Regions from separate parts of the Homo sapiens genome. Here regions 2 and 3 are each linked to region 1. Evidence: chromatin contacts called from ENCODE Hi-C or POLR2A ChIA-PET data. All regions are on one chromosome and are shown on one strand. The core of a region is the stretch at or near the end of the contact, and the rest is flanking DNA. Distances in the headings are between cores, read along the strand shown.

What was found. A loop is a pair of places that touch in the nucleus more often than their neighbours do. ChIA-PET counts read pairs that join two places held with the same protein, here RNA polymerase II (POLR2A). Pooled maps may share reads with other maps.
Region 2: a pooled map shows a loop between it and region 1 (4-fold over the local background). The contact joins the promoter of ABHD6 here to the enhancer-like site in region 1. A Hi-C loop is called at or near these places in 6 of 50 pooled maps. POLR2A ChIA-PET finds 5 or more read pairs at or near these places in 2 of 52 experiments (CD4-positive, alpha-beta T cell and activated naive CD4-positive, alpha-beta T cell).
Region 3: a pooled map of right cardiac atrium shows a loop between it and region 1 (2.1-fold over the local background). The contact joins two enhancer-like sites. A Hi-C loop is called at or near these places in 10 of 168 maps with a recorded cell type or tissue (CD4-positive, alpha-beta T cell, CD4-positive, alpha-beta memory T cell, CD8-positive, alpha-beta T cell and 5 more) and 18 of 50 pooled maps. POLR2A ChIA-PET finds 5 or more read pairs at or near these places in 4 of 52 experiments (AG04449, Caco-2, H1 and 1 more).

What each region holds. Positions count from the first base shown.
Region 1 is chr3:58,461,775-58,466,023 of GRCh38, forward strand. The region is part of intron 1 of LOC107986092 (a long non-coding RNA gene); the gene reads left to right. Among named protein-coding and RNA genes, the nearest start is that of KCTD6, 28 kb to the right of the region's middle. Within about 2 kb of position 1,970, at least 3 of the 41 ENCODE cell types and tissues checked have a DNase peak (open chromatin) inside an H3K27ac peak, as active enhancers do.
Region 2 is chr3:58,235,350-58,239,598 of GRCh38, forward strand. ABHD6 (abhydrolase domain containing 6, acylglycerol lipase) reads left to right here and starts at 2,443. Exons shown (of 10, transcript NM_001320126.2): 1 at 2,443-2,567. RefSeq lists an enhancer at 1,854-2,793 and silencers at 2,015-2,184, 2,195-2,684.
Region 3 is chr3:58,617,067-58,621,315 of GRCh38, forward strand. All of the region lies in intron 2 of FAM3D-AS1 (FAM3D antisense RNA 1), which reads left to right. It also overlaps a transcript of FAM107A not described here. Among named protein-coding and RNA genes, the nearest start is that of FAM3D-AS1, 12 kb to the left of the region's middle. RefSeq lists a silencer at 151-356. Within about 2 kb of position 2,430, at least 2 of the 41 ENCODE cell types and tissues checked have a DNase peak (open chromatin) inside an H3K27ac peak, as active enhancers do.

The sequences.
Region 1 (4,249 bases), core at 720-3,219:
AGAGAATTGATGTGTTGGAAAAAACCCACACATCTGATGTCAGAAGTAAAGTACTGAGGGTGTGAGTATATAGAGTAAAAAGAGTTGCTTTTTCCTATGATACATATACATATGTGTGATAGATAGCATATGTAATATAATATACACATATGTAACGTGTTATATACATGTTCTGTATGTTGAATATACATGTGTATAGAGAACAAGAAAGAGAGACATAGCATAGCATCTCTACCTTTTTTTTTTTTTTTTTTTTGAGACAGAATTTCACTCTTATTGGCCAGGCTGGAGTGCAATGGCGCGACCTTGGCTCACCGCAACCTCTGCCTCCTGGGTTCAAGCGATTCTACTGCCTCAGCCTCCCGAGTAGCTGGGATTACAGGCACCCGCTACCACACCTGGCTAATTTTGTATTTTTAGTAGAGACGGGGTTTCACCATGTTGGTCAGGCTGGTCTTGAACTCCCGACCTCAGGTGATCCACCTGTCTCAGCCTCCCAAAGGGCTGGGATTACAGGTGTGAGCCACCACGTCTGGCCGAATCTCTACTTTTTTTTTTTTTAATTTTTACCACATATTGAATTATATTGTATATTTATGTTATATTATGTGATGAAACATAGATATGTTAACACATATTATGTGTAGTGTAGTATATTAATATATGTATATTATACTGCACATACATATTATATGATATATTTAGAGATACAGTTAGCATCTCTTCTTGGTTTTTACCACATACTTACATTTTATATTTTATATATATTATTTATTTATTTATTTATTTTGAGACAGAGTCTCACTCTGTCAAACCTGTGCCGCCCGGGTTCAAGTTATTCTCCTGCCTCAGCCTCCCGAGTAGCTGGGGTTATAGGCATCTGCCACCGTGCCCGGCTAATTTTTGTATTTTTAGTAGAGACGGGGTTTCACCATCTTGGCCAGGCTGGTCTTGAACTCCTGACCTCGTGATCCACCTGCCTCGGCCTCCCAAAGTTCTAGGATTACAGGCGTGAGTCACTGTGCCCGGCCTTATTTTATATTATTTTAATATTTTGTACTTATGTATTTCTGACATCAGAAAATTGCCAAACCTATTACAAGAGAGGCCATGAGAAAGGGTGGCTATTTGTAGGCATGAAGCCATTTTCTAGGAGCAGCCAGGGAAGGGTTAAGAGTCATGGCCGCCTAGGCCTCCTCCAGCCCAGTGGTCTGCCTGTAAGTGTTGTCTGGAGGCCCTGCCGCTTTCCTGCAGGGTGTGATGATCCCTTTTACTCTGCGCCTGCCGGGAGCCATAGAGAAGTTGAGAGAGGGGTGGAAAAGGGGAAAGAGGGCTGGCTTGGGGAAAGAGGGCTGGCTTGGGAAAAGACTCAGATGAAATCAAAGGTGCTGAGTTTACTGTGGGACCTAAGAATGAATGAAGGGAAATCTGAGAGCCACCACAGCATTTCTTGAGCAATGTGCTTGGCGCTGCGCCAGGTATTTTATGCCCTTCTCCTCATTTAATTTAACCCTCCCTCACAACGCCTCTCAGAGGTGGTTACTATTAATTATTAATAAACTTATTTGGATAGATGACATACACACAGTATACAGTTGAAAGGGTCCAAAGACTTTACTGTGAAAGGTGAGTCTAAGAGAAGTCGGACAAACGAGTATAGAGATAAAGCAAATACAAACATGCTAACCACATGAAATCTAGGCGCTGAGTATGCGGGAATTTATTGCACTATTCTCTCAACTTTTCTGTTTGAAAGTTTTTCATAATAAAAGTTGAGGGGAGGGGAAAGTGAGTTTCCCTGCTGTCCCCATCTCCTTTATGCGGTTCCCCTCCCAGGAGGCCAGCACGGATACTAGTTTCCTGCTCCTACTGATACTCAGTTTATATGGGCATGCACGCATGCGTACACACGCAGGCACACACATGGGTCCATTTGGTTACTTCTGGTACCTTATTGATAGAATTTCATTTTTGAAAGCTTTAGAGGCGTAGCTTTTTAGAAAAGGGAATTCCTAAAGGTGGATCCCCACATTCGCTTTCCCAGGGGAAGGTGACTATTTTGTTGCCCAGGCTCACCCCTAGAGGTCGCCTCTTCGCTTGACTGGCAGCTGCTAGGGCAGAAGGTGCACAAACCACGGTCGGGGCTGCTCCCATGTGACTCATGAGATGCGCAGCCTTCCAAAAGTATTCACACTTATGTTTTCTGGCCTTAGCCACGTTTCTTGTGGGTTGCAATACTCAGACACAGAACCCACATTTTGGCTTTGCAGAGGCAAAAAGCTGACAGAGGGACAGGTTGTCCAGAAAGCTTCGCCCACACACTGTACTGTAAACTTCCAGAGGATGAATAAAACACCTATTTCCAGGCACAAAAGAGACACTTCTCAGTGTCCCAAACATTTCGATGCTGATTACTTCACTAGATTAAAAAATTTTTTTTGACTAAAGGAAAGCCGTTTTATTAAATACATTAGAACTGACTTATAGCATTGGTGTTAATGTCTCTCTGAACGATTATACCAGTCTTATGTTTTGTTCTTATATTTAGGGAGGCAAGATTTCATCACATTATCTCTGGGTGTGTGTGAAAAAGAACTATATTATAATAGTGTGTATATTCCTTTTTAAAAGTAATTGAATCAATGCCAATAGATAAATGACTAGTTTAAATTAACCACACAGAAATGTTATTTGATTTTTTAAATTTATTTTAAGATAGGGTCTCACTCTCTCCCCCCCAGGCTGGAATGCATTGGCACAATTTTGGCTCACTGCAACCTCCACCTCCTGGGCTCAAGTGATCCTCCCACCTCAGCCTCCCAAGTAGCTGGGACCACAGGCACGTGCCACAACTCCTGGCTAATTTTTTCTTTTCTTTTTTTTTTTTTTTTTTTGTAGATACAGGGGTCTTGCCATGTTGCCCAGGCTGGTCTCCTGGGCTCAAGCGATCCACCTGCCTTGGCCTCTCAAAATGCTGGGATTACAGGCATGAGCCACTGTGCCCAGCCAGAAATGTTATTTTATTAATGTTGAACATGTACAGTAACTTGAAGCAGACTATTATTCTGTTTTCATGCTGCCATGAAGACATACCTGAGACTGGGTAATTTATAAGGAAAAGAGATTTAATTAATTCACAATTCCACGTGGTTAGAGAGGCCTCAGGAAACTTACAATCACGGTGGCAGGTGAAAGAAGTGAATGCTGAGCAAAGGGGGAAGCCCCTTATAAAACCATCAGATCTCGTGAGAACTCACTCACTATCATGAGAACAGCAAGAGGGTAACTGCCTCTGATTGAATTATCTCCACCTGGTCCCTCCCATGACATGTGGGGATTATGGGAACTGCAATTCAAAATGAGATTTGTGTGGGCACACAGCCAAACCATAGCAAGACTATTTTTGCCATTTAATTATTTAAAATTTTTTTGTTTTATATGTATTTTTTGAGACAGGGTCTCAATCTGTCACCCAGGCTGGAATGCAGTGGTATGATGTTGGCTCACTGCAACCTCCACCTCCCAGGCTCAAACAATCCTCCTGCCTCAGCCTCCTAAGTAGCTGGGACTACTGGGGCATGCCACCATGCCTGGCTAACATTTGTATTTTTTGTACAGACGAGGTCTCCCTATGTTGCCCAGGCTGGTCTGAAACTCCTGTGCTCAAGTGATATGCCTGCCTTGGCCTCCCAGAGTGCTTGAATTATAGGCATGAGCTACCGTGCCTCGCCCTCCCTCTCTCTTTCTCTCTCTTTCTTTCTTTCTCTCATTCTTTTGCCATTTAGAATGTAGATATAAATATCTATTTTAGGAATTTTGAGGCTCTTTGAAAAAATGTATATAGTGGCTTAAAACACAGATAAATATGACAACATAGCATAGCTGTTAAGAAAATCAGTTTTGATTTCAGGAATCTGCAAACACAGTCACAAAAACAATGAGTGATAAGATGATTCATGTCAACTATGATAATATTTATAACAGCAAAAAATGGAAATAACCTAAATATTCATGGGTTAGGGTCTGAATTTAGAAATACCTGGCACAGTCATGAAACAGAAAATTATAAAGATGTCAAAAGAATAAGGGAACTTTCTGTATATGAAAGGCATATCCATCTTTGCACTTCACCGGAATCTCTGCAAATGTTTATAAAGGGAAATCGGAGAAACCAGGGGATGCTTGAACCACAATTTAAAAAAAAAACTTTCTTTTTTTTTGAGACAGAGTCTTGCTCTGTCACCAGGCT
Region 2 (4,249 bases), core at 1,193-3,692, 230 kb before region 1:
TCCAGGAGACATGTACAGGCTTCATGGCAGAGTGAATCCTGGAGTGTTCTGCTGCAACTGCTGGCAGAGGAAAGGTTTCAAAACTCTTTCTTAATGCTAGGGTGAGACCTGTCCACTGATAAGGAGTTTCTATTTGGGATGACTAAAGGTGCCATCTGGAAAGTACCAGGCCCCTGGGACTGCTCCCTGGTCTCCCACCTAGGTGGGATTCCTCAGTGACAGCACTCAGGGGTATCACCGGCTCAGGGAGGGGCCGGAGGTGAGTTCCCTTATCTCCTCTTGCCTCCTTCACTGTAAAACTGGAGCTAATAAGGTTTCTCTCCTGTCAGCCATCCAGTGGAGATAAGTCACCCAGAATGTGACTCCCACATGGGGCTCAAAAAGGTGTTTCTAAATATAAAACTCTGAGGGAAAAAAACCCTCGGGATATAGAAATTCCAGGCCCTTGGAGACGCCCAGGGTCACAGGCTGTGAGTTAAATAAAAAACCCACCAAACTGATGAACTACCCATTTTTAAGGTTTTGGAGAGGGAAAATTAAAAGACTAAGGAGCAATTGTTTTAAACTTTATACCAGGTGTATTGATGGCTTCTAGGCTGGGGCCTTCCAGGAAGTCATTCATCAATTTCATTGTCTATTTATTCACCCCCTGGACTCCTGTTTTGGTGAATGTTCCTGAGTCCAAGATGCTAATCCAATAGGTGGCCAGTAGTGACTGAAGGACATTTAATCCCCACATTTTGTGCTATCTCTGTGGACCTGCTCTGGGGATGTTGGTGGACTGCTGGCTTGGAAAGGTTCTGCTTCAGCCGTAAGGAGAGATAAAGCCAGAGAGGTGGGACTGAGCAACCCGCTGTTTGGTGAATAAATTGCCACTGAAACTCGGGGGCCATTCCCTGAAGTGAATCACATGCAGCCATTGAAGTCTAAGTGATAAGGCAGCCAACAATTTAAAGGAAAATGCTCCAGCCCAAGCCAGGGGGACTGTCCCAAACTCCGGATGAATTCCAGCTGCCCTGCAGAGCAGGGTTTACAGGCATGGGGATCACTAGTGGCTTCAGAGATGCCCCTTTGCCACTTCTCCGGGACTTCTTGACTGTGTCCTATTCTTAAAACCCAGGACCTGCACCACTCAGCCAGGCTCCACCAGCGTGGAGGCCTTGGCAGGCTGAGGCCCAAAGGCTGCCTTTGTGGGGGATTTAAACGGCCAAGAGAGTCTTGCTGAGCCCTGGCCCCTTGACGTCTGGAGTGGCAGGCCAAGCACTCAGTGCAGCAGGAAGATCTGGGTGCCACTAAGGCCCCTAACAGGTGTAGTAAATATCTGTTAAATGAACGAATACATGTTTTGATGAAAGAAGCCCACAGTGCAGTGTGAGCCCAAAGGGGTCTTACTGAAGGCTTCCTGGAGGAAGTGGCAGCTAAACTGAGACATGGAAAACACGGAAGAGTAGCCAGGCCAAGCTGGGGTTTAACTGTCCCTAAAAGAAAGAAACGACCATAGCAGGGGTTTAACCAGAGGTGGCCGAAGGCCTTTCCAGGTGCCCATTTCTCCCGTATAGCTTTGGAGTCAGACGATCCTCGGTTGGAATTCCCAGTTCAGTCCTTACAGTCTGACGTCCCGCACAACCCGACGCCGGCAACTGTCTCCAAACACCCGAGAGCCAGGGCGGGAGCATGAGCGCCTACGGTGTTCCTTGGGGTGGAGCCCTCGCAGTGTCCAGAGGATTTGGGGGCTCCTGCGCCCCCATTTCTCCCATTTCCTGGACTATCCAGGGCAAGCCCCTCACCTCCCTGAGCCTCGGTGTCTTCTGAGAAAAGAAGTCGACCCCAGTGCCTACCTCATAGGATTACGTGAGACAACCGATGTCAAGCAGTGTTGCTTTGCTGCCTGAGAACCCCTGCCTGTCCCTTTCTCTCTGATGCCCTTCGGGGCAGAGATCCAGAGATCCTGCCTGAGTCACTTTGGCGGGTTTAATGCCCAGCCGCGCCAGGCACACAGTAGGTGCTCAGTAAGTGAAACAGTGCCGGGAAGAATTCGGGCCGGGGATGTGGAACTGTGTGTGGCTCTGCGGGCTCAGAGGCCCTCCCCGCGCCCCGCCACCGTGTGCGTTCCGGGGCGGGGCGGGGCGGGGGCGGGGGCGGGGGCGGGGGCGGGACCGGGCGCTCGGGCTCCGCCCCCGGTACCTCTGTAGGCGATCCTGCTCTCGCCGTGGCTTTCGGGTGCTAGGAGACAGTTGCCGGCGTTGGGTTGTGCGAGACGCTAACTGTACCCTCCGGGTTTAACGCTGTGAGGCAGCGCGCGGAGGAACTGGGGATAAGCGCCCCGGAGCCCCCAAACAGAGCGCGGCCGCTGGGGGACAGCGCGCGGCGCCGGGTCGGGGCGGGGCGGCTTTTCTGTCGGAGGACGCGAACCGGCACGCTGCGCCTTTAAGGAGTCCAGCTGGGCTGGGCGCCGGAGCTGGGAGCGGCGCGGGTAGGAGCCCGGCGGCAGGTCCCAGCCCGGGGCTAGAGACCGAGGGCCGGGGTCCGGGCCCGGCGGCGGGACCCAGGCGGTTGAGGCTGGTCAGGTGAGCGGAGGCGGGCGGGCGGGCGGTGGTGCGCTCCTAGGGGGATGGGGCGCCCTGATGGCCCCGTGACCTCTCCCCCAGTGTCTCCCTGCAGCGGCGCATCGAGTGGAAAGAGTCGGCGATCTGCACTTGCCTTTCCACTCCGCTCCCCGCGCGGGCGCTGCCCCCACCTCCCGCTGCCTGGATAGGTTTGAGATGCCCGAAACCCGGCGCCCCATTTCCTGGGTCCAGCCAGCCTCTTGAAGCCGGGGGACAGAGTGAGGACGGGTCGGGACCTGCACCCTCTTTCTACTTCGCCTCCCCACCCCCTGCGCCCGCAGCAGCCCTTAGGCGCCCCTCGCAGTGCCGAGAGGATTTTGGGGTCCTGCAGCCCTGTTTCCCCCATTTCCTGGAGAAGGACTGCAGCTCGCCCACCCAGATAGCATCTTGCTCCGTGTCACGCGCCGCCTCCGCGCCGTCCCCAAGATCTCGCTCCGCTACTCCCCTCCCCCAGCAGCCTTTCAGCTTCCCTTTCCCCAGCCTGCCCCGGCTCCCGTGCCCTTGCGCCCCTTCCGTGTCGAAACACTTGAATCAGGATGCTGTCCAGCCAGGTACCCGCCGGCAACTTGCGGTCCCCCGCCTACAGCGACACAGGTTTCACGGCTGCCTTAGAAATGCGGATTGTGTAACGCCGGCTGCAGGGCAGTGCACGTGCAGGGTTTGCGCCCCTGAGCCCACAGCGAGGCCAGGTGACAGAGTGAGGCATGGGGGAGTGGGGGAAGAGGAGGATGCCAGAGGGTCTAGATACTGTGCATGCAGAGAATATGTATTTTGAGCCCTTTGTATGCCCCAGGAGCTGGGTGGTTAGGAAGAGGAAATAAAGTGGGGGTCTTACTCCAGCTGGGACCTGGAGGCCCTCATTTATCTCGCCGCCCCCCTCCCCGCTGCTCCCGCCTGCTCAGAAATCCCTAGTGGCTCCACCTGGCTAAGAGTTTAAAGTAGTTTATAATGAATAATAGCTGACATAGAATAAGCAAATCTTGTGTGCCAGGCCCTGTCCTAAGCCCCTTAAAAGAATTACCTGCCATACTTTCCCCAACAGCCCCTTGAGGTAGGTACCACCGCTGTGCCCATTCCTGAGAGCAGGAATATGAGGCTTCCAGAGGTGGTACCTTCCCAAGACACGAAGTGAGTCTGGCCTCAGAACCACCCCCTTCCCCCAACCGCCCCCCCAACCCGACCTCGAACCACTAGACTTTTTACCCAATTTCAACAAATTCTTATCAAGAACATTGTTATAATATAGGAAATTAGAAATAACAGAAATTAATCACCTGTGTTTCTAGCACTAATTTGTTTTTCTCAGACCAGCAAGGGCCTCTCAGCTTCTGGTAATAGTACCCACTTTAAAGGGTAGTGGCAATATTTAGATAAAATAATGCACAGGGCCCAGCATGTTTTAAGCACTCAGAAAGCAGCAGCTGTTATTATGAAGAGTGGTAGTTGACCACTACCTTGAATTACTGGAAAAAAATAATTAATAAATGGCTCACACTGACTCTACAGAAATTAACCATTTTGTGTGCTCAGAAAGGCCTATGAGACTTTCTCTATTTTCATCTTTTTATTATTTTTATTATTTTGCCTTTTCGACACATTCTGTGGCTTTCGTCAACTCCAAATTATCCATTGTCTTTGTAGTT
Region 3 (4,249 bases), core at 1,180-3,679, 160 kb after region 1:
TGGCCTCGGCTACCCAGTTTCTGATCGTTTGTTATGGCCGCCCCAGGAAACTCCTGTGTCACTTCACAGTGCCTGCTTGTGATGGCAGAGTCAGCATGGGACCTTCACAGACGCTGGCCGGTTCAGGGCCTGCAGGTCTCAATGGCAGGCCTCTTCCTGAACGTGCACCACATCATACAACTCAGAATGACCCCTACCTGTTCCCAGAGCTCAGGTGGGTGGAGAAAAATCCCCGGATGGTCCCTCAAAAGGACAGACACTGCCCCATTTCTGGCTGAGCTCCTGCAGGTTCTAGGTGTGACATCATCCCTATGGGACACCTCAGGCCCCGTCCTGAGCTTCCTGAGGAGCCGGATGTCACCTAGACCAAGCCAGGCTCTTCCAGCTTCCCTGTGGCAGCCTCTGTCATCTTAGATTTTAGATGAAAAAGAAAGTTCCAGCTCCTCGCCTTTCTCTCCGCCCCAGGCCCTGAGATCTGATCTCTTACTTACACAAAGCCCCTTGTTTATGTTAGTTTGGGAGACACAGTGTTCTGAAAGCCGATCCCTGGGGCCCAGGGAGGGAGCTGCGTTTTTGGGTTTCTGCCTGCGAGAAAACCGGCTTTTGATTTGGCCCCTCTTGCACCACCTCCAAACCCTTTCAAGATAGAAATTAAATTCTCCTGAACTTTAGGCCCCTCTTCAGTGCTACTCCCAGGGGAGTGGAGCCACTACCTACTATTAACTCTGCCTTGCACAAGGTGAAGATTTATTCTGGCTTGACATGAACAGCTTCAGTCCTGATGCTTGAAAAACAAGATGAACAGCTTCAATCCTGACGCTTGAAAAACAAGTCCATGAGAACGTGGGCTGTGGAGCCAGAAGTATCCAAGTTCAAGTCCCAGCTCTGGCACTTGTTGGCTCTGTGATCTTGAGACGTGAACTCAACCTCTTTGAGTCGAGCGTCTGCTTTGGTGAAATGGGGACATCGATACCTTTGTGGCTGGGTTTGTGGTGAGGATTCCATGGAAGTTCAATTATTAGAAGGCATTCTTATTTATCTTCAGGAAGTGCCCATTTTGCAGATGAGAAGGACTGAGTGAGGCTCAAGGGGGGTAGGCCCAGGTTGGCTGTGTTGTGCAAGGTTTCTGTAAGGCCTTGGCTTTTGGTGCATGTGGAGGAATCTGAACACTAGCCTGCTTTTGCACAGTGTTATCTTGTCTGAGCCCTTCATGGCTGTGAAATGGGGAAAACTACCCATGCCAGGCTGCTCAGAGAAGCCAGTGATGCTGCACACATGAGGCCCTGGCTCTGCACCTGGGGTAGAATTGGCCCTCCGAAGAATGACTGTTGCTGCCCTCTCTTTTTCTCTCCTGCCTCACTTTACCCTAAACCAGTGGGCAGCACAGCTACCTTCTCTGCTTTGACATGGAGCCCAGAGTGGGAGCCCAGAGAGGGAGGCCATCTTGCCCAGGGTCCCTCATTCAGGGCCTCTGAGGCGAATATTTTATTCTTATTCGTGAACGAGGAAGATTGGATTAGGAGGAGGTGGACTAAGATTAAAGTGGATTTAAAAAGAATTAAAATAATTTCCTTCTCTCTACTGCCTTGGAAATGAGATTTGGCCCCAAGGCCCGAGGATGGGGGGAAGGTGCCCATCTTGGGCCCCCTGTGACCTCTTCCTCTCTTGAGGTCTTAGAACATCTGGGAGTGAAGAAGGGCCCTGGTGGGCACCTGGAGGGTGGTGTTGGGGCAGGGGGTGAAGTCAGGGGGACAGGTTTGGGGTTTCTTCAATTCTGTTTCTGGGGGATTTTCTCTTTGTGTTTTGCCTCTTGTGTCTTTGTCTCTGTGTCTCTGTCTTTCTCTCTTATCTCTATTTTGAATAGTGAGCAAAAGAAAGAAGAGAGAAAAAAAGAATGTTCTCCTTGATCAAAGAGTCTGAGGCAGAAACATAGTTGTGATTTTTTTTTCCTTGAGACAAGATCTTATTCTGTCACCCAGGATGGAGTGCAGTGGTGCTACCATGGCTCACTGCAGCCTTGACCTCCTGGGCTCAAGGAATCCTCCTGCTTCAGCCTCCTGAGTAGCTGGGACTACATGTGCACCACCATGCCCAGCTAATTAATTTTTCTTTTTTTGTAGTGATGGGTCTCACTATTTTGCCCAGGCTGGTCCTGAATTCCTGGGCTCAAGTGATCCTCCCTCCTTGGCCTCCCAAACTGTTGGGATTACAGGCCGTGAGCCACTGTACCAGAACTTTACATAGCTGTTTTTTGAGAGGAGAGGATGGCATGGCAGGGTAAGTGCAGGATAGGTGGGAGAAGTTAAGGTGCCACCGAACCAAATCTGTGGCAGTCCCTAACCCCAGAACCAGGAATCTGGGGGCCCCTACGAGGCTGAAGAGGGCTGGAAAACCAAGAAGTTCTTTCAGTTCCTGGGACATGCCGCAGCCTCTCATACCTCCAGGCCTTGGCAGATGCTGTTGCCTGCTGGAAACCTCTCCCCGCCTCCTGACCTGATTAATCCTTCTTCGTCTTTTACCTCTCGGCCTCGTGGGTCCCCCTTCAGTGCCCCAGGTCCTATCTGCTTCCCTCATCATAGTACCCAGCACCTGCTCTGTCCCTGGGGATGGCTTATTTCTCTCCCATGGGGCTGTGCACCCCAAGGGTGAGCCTAAGTGCCATTCACTCATCTATCTCCAGTGCCTGGGTCCCTATGCCCAGTCAACATTTGTTGAATAAATGATGAACAAGCCATGAGGGATTTTGCATTTGGCCAGGAAGTTGTGCAGGTGGAAAGTGTGTGTAAATGTGTGTATGTGTGTGTGGTGGGGAGGTGGAGGCAGGGTGGGGAATGTGAGAATTTGGATCAGAGCCTTAGAGACATTGGAGGGGAAGGAGGGACATGTGGGGGAAACTGAGGGATTCAGTCTATGTCCCTTCCCCCCAGCCTGAAGTTCTGCATGGATCCTTCCATAAGGTTGGCCTTCAACTCAGGGTAGCTTTTGGGAAATCAGCCTCCCTCTCTCCTGCCCTCCCTTCCTTAATTAATTAATGGAGCACCTTCTATGTCACAATGGTAAACCAAAAATCAAACGGCCTCCCTTCCCTCATGGATAAATCACAGAACTATACATGAAATCACAGAGTGGTCAGCGTGGAGGAGAGACCAGAGAGCTCTGTGAGTGTGATGGGGTTTGCCCTAGTCCGGGGAAGTGGGGAGAGTGATGGTGTCATGGGGTCCCTGAGGAACTTGACCCCCTTCTAATCTCTCTGACCTTCCCAGCCACCCCTGGTAATCCTACAGGCTTGGCAAAACCTGTAGGCCTGGTAATGCACATGCGGTTCTGAGACAAGCTTGCCCTGTTCTTGTCCACTTATCTAAGCCCCTCACCCCATATAGATATTTGAGATCCACTCAGGGAAGGCTTCGTGGAAGAAGTCTCGGCTGAGCCGGTATCTTTTTTCCTTTCTTTCTCCTTTGATTCCTTCTCCCTCCTAAGCTGGGCTTCCAGCCATAAGACAGGATGGGGAAAGTTTTAGTCTTGGAAGAGGCGGTTCCAGGGCTGTGAGGGATGACGCTGTGGAATGACGGAGCAGCACTCCTCCTGGGGAGACCCAGCCAGCACCTGGGCACATGGCTCCACTGGTAGAGGGTGGGCCGGATGTCCCACTAACCCGTTCTCTTGTTGCCTTTGTGCAGTGCCCAACCTGTACACCTGTTTGAAGCAGCCCTGGGCATTCAAACCTTGAACCCAGCTTGGGGAAGGCCAAGGACAGATGGAAATAAAAGCCCCATTAGGAGGCCTTGGAGAGCAGGAAAACTGTGCCCTTTCCTGCCTCCAAAGGTCACTCTGCCTGTCTTCAAATGCCCTTTTTGGCTGCAGCCAGTCTAGTCCCCACTCCTCCTCTACACTCACCTTCTGCCCCTGGACTTCCCCAGGGGAGAAATGTCAACTCTAACTTTTTCAGGAGTTTCAGCCCAGGCCATTCTGAAGGTGGGAGTGAAGGAGGTGGCGGCATGGTTCCCAGGGAAGGGGAGGACAGTATATTTACCAGTTTGCTGAGGCTGGGGAGGAAATCATTCAGGGACTTTCAAATCTAGCGGGTAAATAGATAGAGTAAAAGGGGAGCCCGGAACTAAATGACAAATTTTAGCGCTTGGGAAACCATGCTCACAACCCCAGCATACGTGTTTGCGCCTGACCAGAGCCCTCAGGAATGTGGCCTCCCATGCACAGATGTCACCTTGGCTGGCACTAAGGACTGGGG